Linked DNA regions of Homo sapiens: region 1 is linked to region 2. A link is a loop called in an ENCODE intact Hi-C map of the cell type or tissue named here. Cell type or tissue: heart right ventricle. All regions are shown on one strand. Links, peaks and the distances in the headings refer to the core of each region. The heading gives the core; the rest is flanking DNA.

Evidence for each region. Peaks named below come from ENCODE experiments on the same cell type or tissue, not always from the same donor. Only the 100,000 strongest peaks of a DNase experiment are listed, where the experiment ranks them.
Region 1: it touches region 2 in a loop (4-fold over the local background); 6 of 110 quality-filtered maps call a loop at or near these places.

Annotation. Positions count from the first base shown.
Region 1 is chr17:79,103,511-79,107,236 of GRCh38, reverse strand. It overlaps RBFOX3 (RNA binding fox-1 homolog 3), which reads left to right. Exons shown (of 15, transcript NM_001350451.2): 6 at 449-586; 7 at 3,111-3,164. Among named protein-coding and RNA genes, the nearest start is that of ENGASE, 31 kb to the right of the region's middle. RefSeq lists an enhancer at 3,159-3,726. In heart right ventricle, for the core only: no CTCF peak of the experiment used is centred there; no DNase peak of the experiment used is centred there; H3K27me3 peaks cover 1,646 bases.
Region 2 is chr17:79,706,583-79,710,308 of GRCh38, reverse strand. It overlaps LINC02078 (long intergenic non-protein coding RNA 2078), which reads right to left and starts at 3,043. Exons shown (of 2, transcript NR_109783.1): 1 at 2,653-3,043; 2 at 1-1,837. MIR4739 (microRNA 4739) reads left to right here and starts at 3,060; the gene lies at 3,060-3,133. RefSeq lists enhancers at 1,958-2,579, 2,580-3,201. In heart right ventricle, for the core only: a CTCF peak has its summit at 1,508 (motif pointing right); a DNase peak (open chromatin) is centred at 1,528; H3K27me3 peaks cover 810 bases.

The sequences.
Region 1 (3,726 bases), core at 788-3,287, 600 kb after region 2:
GGGCCAGGCCGACATCTGTCTGCAGTTCACCACTTCATCATCAGGACTTGAAAGACAGTGGGGTCCTCAGGCTCCCAGAACTGCCTTGAGATGTCAGTGGGGCTAAGAGACCGTGGAGGTTCAGCCTCTGTGGACAGGCCTGGGCTGCGGGAGCGGGGAACAGAGCAGGCCAGGAGGCCTTGCACTGGGATGGCGGGAGGGAGGCGGCCTCACCTGCACAGTTTGGGCGAAGGCCTAGAGGTGGGGCCTCTCTGTGTGAGGTGCCCCTGTGCTGTATCTCATGGGAACCGTCTGCCCAGATTCTGCCAAGGATCCCAGCCCAGGGATGGGGGAGAGGCCCAGAAGGGTGGGGAGAATCTGGCCTTTAGACTCTGCCGACCCTTTAGCAGAGGGGATGGGCAACCCCGCACACAGAGGCAGCCTCCACAGCCCAGTCCTCTCCCTGCAGCAGACAGACGAGGCGGCACAGACGGACAGCCAGCCGCTCCACCCCTCCGACCCTACAGAGAAGCAGCAGCCCAAGCGGCTACACGTCTCCAACATCCCCTTCCGGTTCAGGGACCCCGACTTGCGGCAAATGTTCGGGGTGAGTGTGCGCGGCCCCACCCATCCTGCCCTCCACACCTGCCCCAGCTCCAGGGTGGCGCCCACAGGCCCTGCCTTCCTGCCGACACCTGTTCCCCCGGGTTTCCTGCCTCCCACTGCGCAGGGAGCCTCCGGGGCCCCAGGATTCCTTCCCTCCTGGGCCCAGCCCTGCCCTGACCTGAACCTGCTGGGACGGTGGCGGGGAAGAGGAAGGCCTCAAGCTGAGGAGTAGGGGGATCTGTTGCGGCTGCCCCTCAAACCCCACCCCTCCTGCTCCCAGCCAGAAATCCACCCATGCCCCCCAGACCACCTGAGCTCAGGGGTTTCCTAGAGTACCTTGGGACCTCGCAGCCAGTTTGGTTATGACCGCCCTGTTCCCACATTCTGGCTCCTGTCTCCTCGCAAGAGGGTACCTGGAGGGGCAGCTCAACCTCCCATAGAGCAGCAGCCCCAGCCCTGGCCTCTCTTGTGTGCCCGGGGGCCGGGCAGTCAACCTCTCCGGGCCTGTGTCCCCCGGGCCCCCAGGTGGGGAACTTGGAACCGGATGCACAGTCAATGGGAAGTGAAGCCCCTGCTGGACTCCGAGGGCCTGTTCCGGGTTTTGCACTGTAGGCTTCAGCCCCGTGGTGGGGTCACCGTGAGAACGTGCAGGGCTGCCCCTGGGTCCTGGGTCACTTTGTTGTTATTGGACTTGAATGCGCCAGGCAGGTGTTGATGCCTGCAGGGGGCTGGGGCTGCCGAGTGGTGGGTGAGCGGCAGCAGCTGGGTGGCTCAGCCCAGGCTCCCAGGCCTGCCCTGGCCACAGAGGACCACGCAGCCCGGCCGTGTTTCTTCCCTCCCTCCAAACTTCTCTTCCGCCTGCCTGCCACGGTGCCCACCCCACCTCTGCTGCGCAGGTAGACAGCCTCTGGCTCCTGAATCCCAGCCTCTCCCCTCATGCCACCCTGACCCAGCTGGGATTTGTCAGGCAGACTGGAAGCACCTCTGGCAGCCCCAGGGTGGAGAGGTCCCCGTTCACCTACCCCCTGACGTGATCCCTAGAAGTCCACTCCCCGTCTCAGGAGCCCGGCCTGGTTGGATTTGCAGTCTAGACTCATTGGAGGGCTGGCATGACTTAGAATCATCAGATGGCAAGGACTCTGTCCCTTCTCGACTCTGGGTCCTGAGCAAGCTGCCAGGTTTCTCTGGGCCTGGGGCTGCCCCTTAATAGCAGCTGACATTTTGGAGCTCTGGCTGGATGCCCCCTGCAGGGGACCTGTTTACATACACTCAGTCCCTGCAGGACGGGGACACCATCCCCTGTCAGCTCCCTGGGTCCCTACAGGACAGGGGCACCATCCGCCATCAACTCCCTGGGTCCCTGCAGGATGGGGACACTGTCCCCCATCAGCTCCCTGGGTCCCTGCAGAACGGAGGTTACTGTCCCCCTCTTTTCAGCACCTGGCAGAGTTGGGATTTCATTGCTGTCTGGCCCCACTGGGGCTTGCTGCACCCCCCGCCTCCAGGACTGTGTGGAGGTGACTGGGAAACCCCCATCAGTTGCCTGCACTGCAGGCTTCAGGACAGGCCCTGGGGACCTCAGAAGTGTTGTTCGGGGCTGTTCACAGGCTCATGGTCTCAGTACCAGTGAGAGAGACAGGGCTGCCCCATGGGGACTATGGCCAACAATGGGAGGGAAGAAGGCAGCTAGAGCGTCATGGCCCAGCTGGCCCAAACGACCTGAACAGTTGCTCAGCACCGCACGCCAGCACAGCCCCATGACAGGCTGTGCAGGGTCCCGGGGGCCTGGGCGGAAGACCCTCCTATGCTTCCCTCTTGCCCTCACACCCTCAACCCCATTTTCCCCCTGCCCAACCTCCTCCCCATCTCAGGGAGGCCTGAGGGTCCCATTTCCCAACCAGGGGTCCTGCTCTCCGGTGGCCTCAGTCTCCATTTCCTGACCCCAGCACTTTCTCTTCTCTGTGGCACTTTGTCCCTAATGGACACTCATGTCCCTCTGTCTCCCTCTCCCCCATCCTTTAGAGAAGGGTCTCAAAGCAGACCTTTACCCTTTAGTGTGAATTAGGGGTGGGGCAGTCATGCCTTGGGTACCCTATCCCCACTGTAACCCTTTCCAAGTGGCCATGTCCTAGCAGGGTGAGGAGGGGACACTGGTGATGTGCCTACCCCCATGCCCAGCTGGCAGCTGGAGTTAGTGTCCTGGCAGTAAAAGCTCCCCAAGGCAGAAGGGAGACACGGGCCTCCAGGAGAGGCTGGGAGAGCTGTCCCTGTCCCCACACCACACCAAGGACCCTCTTGGTGATGCCTTGGGCACCCTATCCCCACCATCGCCTTCTCCAAGTGGCCAAGTCCCAGCTGCTCCATGGCCAGGGGTGGGAGGGGGTCCCCGGTCTCCTTTCCCAAGCTGGGGGCCGAGGGCAGAGCACAGGCATGAGCGTCTCAGGAGTGGAGCGGGCAGCTGGGCCAGCAGTCTTAACCCGCACTTTCCTGTCTGCCCCACTCCCTCTTTGTCTCTGTCTCTGCAGCAATTCGGAAAAATTTTAGACGTGGAGATCATTTTTAACGAGCGGGGCTCCAAGGTGGGTGCCGCACGGAGCTGCCGCCTTACAGCGCCGGCTGTAGGTCCCGCCAGGCTAACGTGTGAAATGTGCGTTTCCTTCCTGGAGAGCTTCGCGCCCGAGGACCCCTGAGCGACACGGGTGCTTGTATTCCCCGCTCTTCCGCCCCCACCCGCCCCGCCCCCACCCCAGCTGTCTGTGTTGTTGCTGCCGCTGCCGCTTTTTCTTTCTGAGCCACCAGGACCTCTTGCCTGCACCCCAGAGCCCTGGGCCCCAGGTCCGGGCCCCACCCCCACTGAACACTTACCCCAGGGGACCACTGGCCTTGAAGCTTGAGGGAGGGGCTACAGAGAGGGCAGGCTGGGGAGGGTGTCCGGCGGAGACAAGCCCTACTCCCCTTCCAGGAAGGCACGACCCTCTACCCTGGGCTCCGAGGGTGGAGATGGGTGGGCTGCCCCTGCAGGTCCTGAAGCCCAGCCTGGGCCCCCTACCCCAAGGTGGGGTTCAGGGGGCAGGCCTGGCCTGTGGTCAGGTATGGCGTCTCTTATGTGGCTTTGGCCTGTCCCTTTGGAGATGCCGGGTG
Region 2 (3,726 bases), core at 519-3,018:
CAGGGTGCCAGTGTCAGGGAGGGGAGGGGCTGGTGGGTGAATGCTAGGGTGCCAGTGTCAGGGACGGAGGGGCTGGTGGGTGAATGCCAGGGTGCCAGCATCAGGGAGGGGAGGGGCTGGTGGGTGAATGCCAGGGTGCCAGTGTCAGGGACGGAGGGGCTGGTGGGTGAATGCCAGGGTGCCAGCGTCAGGGAGGGGAGGGGCTGGTGGGTGAATGCCAGGGTGCCAGCATCAGGGAGGGGAGGGGCTGGTGGGTGAATGTCAGGGTGCCAGTGTCAGGGAGGGGAGGGGCTGGTGGGTGAATGCCAGGGTGCCAGCATCAGGGAGGGGAGGGGCTGGTGGGTGAATGCCAGGGTGCCAGCATCAGGGAGGGGAGGGGCTGGTGGGTGAATGCCAGGGTGCCAGCGTCAGGGACGGAGGGGCTGGTGGGTGAATGCCAGGGTGCCAGTGTCAGGGAGGGGAGGGGCTGGTGAGTGAATGCCAGGGTGCCAGCATCAGGGAGGGGAGGGGCTGGTGGGTGAATGCCAGGGTGCCAGCGTCAGGGACGGAGGGGCTTGTGGGTGAATGCCAGGGTGCCAGCATCAGGGAGGGGAGGGGCTGGTGGGTGAATGCCAGGGTGCCAGCATTAGGGAGGGGAGGGGCTGGTGGGTGAATGCCAGGGTGCCAGCGTCAGGGACGGAGGGGCTGGTGGGTGAATGCCAGAATGCCAGTGTCAGGGAGGGAGGGGCTTGTCGAAGAGAAACTTTCTTCAGGGCCATTGATTTCCCTGCCTTGTTTGAAGTGCCTGGATTGGGCTCTCTGAAACCAACAACATCTTATTAGAAGACAAGGACTTCTTCTCTTTTCTTTCTTTCTTTCTTTTTTTTTTTTTTTGAGACGGAGTTTCACTCTTGTTGCCCAGGCTGGAGTGCAATGGTGTGATCTCGGCTCACTGCAACTTCTGCCTCCCAGGTTCAAGTGGTTCTCCTGCCTCAGCCTCCCGAGTACCTGGGATTACAGGCATGCGCCACCATGCCTGGCTAATTTTTGTATTTTTTAGTAGAGATGGGGTTTCTCCATGTTGGTCAGGCTGGTCTCGAACTCCCGACCTCAGGTAATCCTCCCGCCTCGGCCTCCCAAAGTATTAGGATTACAGGCGTGAGCTACTGCTCCCGGCCTTTTCTTTCTTTAGAGACAGGGTCTCTCTCTGTCACCCTGACTGGAGTGCAGTGGCATGATCACGACTCACTGCAGCTTCGACCTCCCGGGTTCAAGCGATCCTCCCATCTCAGTGTCCTGAGTATCTGGGACCACCACGCCTCACTAATTTTTGTGTTTTTTTTTTTTTTTTTGTAGAGATGAGGTCTCGCCATATTGCCCAGGCCTGGCAGGTGTTTCTGATAGTCACAAAGCCCCTGCTACTGGGGAAAGAGAAAGGAAGGCCCAGCTAAGACCCAATTAAGAAAATCCCAGAACCAAGAACGAATTGACTGTTCGGCTTTGGTAATCTCCAACGTGTCCACCAGGTGGTGCTGTCCAGCCACGAATCTCCCAGCTTTGATCTCGGGCTTTGGCCGAGGGCACCTCCAGGGCTGGGGTCTCTCATCGTGTTGTCCCCACTTTATTCCAACGTCCACCCCAGGCCTGGGGGAGCCCAGGGAGGACCGAGTCTCCTGGGCCCCGCAGGGCGCACAGAGGTGAGTTTGGTGGTGCCGTCCCGACCTCGACAAGCATCCCAGCGAAGCAGGCTGAGCGCCCGGCTGGCTCCCTCAGGTCCCCTCTTCCGGGCCTTCTCCGTCCTGTTGATTTGGGTGTTTTAATGCAGGAAAGTAGGACACTGGTTGTCACCTGCCTGCTCCTACAAGGAAAATGCATGTTTGTGTGGTTATCCGTGGCCACCCCCACCAGGGCCTGCGGGGGGCCCAGTGCAGTGGAGGTGGGGAGGGGACTCGTGGGCTCCAGGATCCGTGGAGAGTGAGTGTCAGCGGGAGGGCGTCCCCCGACCTTGGTCAATGGAAGCTGCTCTTCCTGGGGGTCCTGCGGGAGGCCCGTGATGGGGGTGGGGGAGGAGGGGTAAACACCGGGCCCTGATTGGCCGCCTGTCCTTGGGTCTTTGCTGGTCCTAAGAGGGAACGGGGAGCACAGCTGGGGTCACAGCCTCAGCTGGGACTCCTGCCCTCCAGCACCTCAGCATCCTCCCTGCGGGTGCTCTCCTGGGGGCTGCTCAGGGCAGGTGGCAAGTAGGGGGCTGTGGGACCAGAGACAGGGGGTGGACATGCCCAGGGCCTGCCCTTTTGGCCTGCCGTGGAGACCCACCCAGGAGCACCTGGGGGCTGACCCTCCCCTGCAGAGAGCAGGGTGAATCCCAGCCCTGCCCTCACCTAACAGCCGGGTTCGAGGGGAGCGTAATTTATAATGAACCCCACTCCTCCCCCAACACCCGCCACAGGCAGGAGCCAGCCTCTCTCCTGACACCAAAGTCATGCTCCTGACCCTGCAGGCCACAGGGTGAGGAGGACCCAGAGGGGCAGCAGGGTGGGGGCGTTTCATAAGCCAGGGAGAGCTGCCCCTGTACATCCTCAGGCCTCACAGTGGAGTGAGGGGCGGGGGTCGCCTGCGTCCTCCACAGGAGCTCCTGTCATTCCACCTCCGGGGGTGCACTTGCCGACTTACCCCAGCCCTGGACTCACAGGCTGTGCTGCTGTCTGCCCAGGGCCTGGCGATTGCTGCGCCCATGATGGGTCCCACAGGCAGGCCCTGCCCTCCCATCGCTGGCTTCTGAGCAGGGGCTTTGGGGCTGCTGGACCTCAGAGGCAGAGCCGGGGCTTCTGGTGTCCCTATGTCTTGGATGCCTGGTGTCCTGAGGCCAGCGCCCCCCAGCTTGCACTGGGACCGTCCATGGAAGCAACTCCTCTTTCATCTCAGGCACTGGGGGTCCCAGGGCCAGGGAAGGGGCTGCGCAGCACCTCAGGAGCCCAGAAGAGCTGCCCGCCAGGGAGGAGGAGCTGGGGGGAGCAGAGGCCTGGACCAGCTGGGATGTTCCCATCGGCGTGTCCCTCCCGCCCAGGCCACGTGGGCAGGGGAGGAAGAAGGGAGGAGGAGCGGAGGGGCCCTTGTCTTCCCAGAGCCTCTCCCTTCCTCCCCTCCCCCTCCCTCTGCTCATCTCATCATGAGACAGCTGGCAAGGGCCTTCGGCTGCCCTGGAGTGCCCCTGCCCTGGCCAAGCTCTTGCCGCCCCCTTCTTCTGGAGGTGCCAGATGGGGCGGGCCCAAGGCAGTGGAGGTCTGGGCCCTGGCTCCAGCTCTGTCTCCTCCTGAGGGCCCTGGAGGAGCCAGGAGGAGGGCCTAGCAGGGCCGGGCAGATGGTGGGCCGGGAGGAGGGGCTGCCTGGGTAGACGGACCGACTGGCAAGACAGATGGTGGACCAGGCAGGGGTCCGGAGCCCGCCCCATCTGCTCCAGTCCCTGGTGGGACTTTTCTTGTCCACCTCGGGCTGAACTGGGATGGACTGTGTGGGTGGCTGTGGCCCAGGCCGGATTCTGTCACACTGGGTCCTCTGTCCCTGGGGCATGGCCAGCCGGGTGCTCATCTGGGGTCTTGAAGCCTCCTCCTGGCAGCTGGCACGTGGCTGGAGGTCATCATGTTTCGGGGGCTCCTGAGGGTCTGGGGGCCATGACTGAGCAGAGCCTGGGGCGCGTCCCGGGAATGAAGCCACCGCTGCAGATGAGGGGCTTTGTAGGTGGGTGGG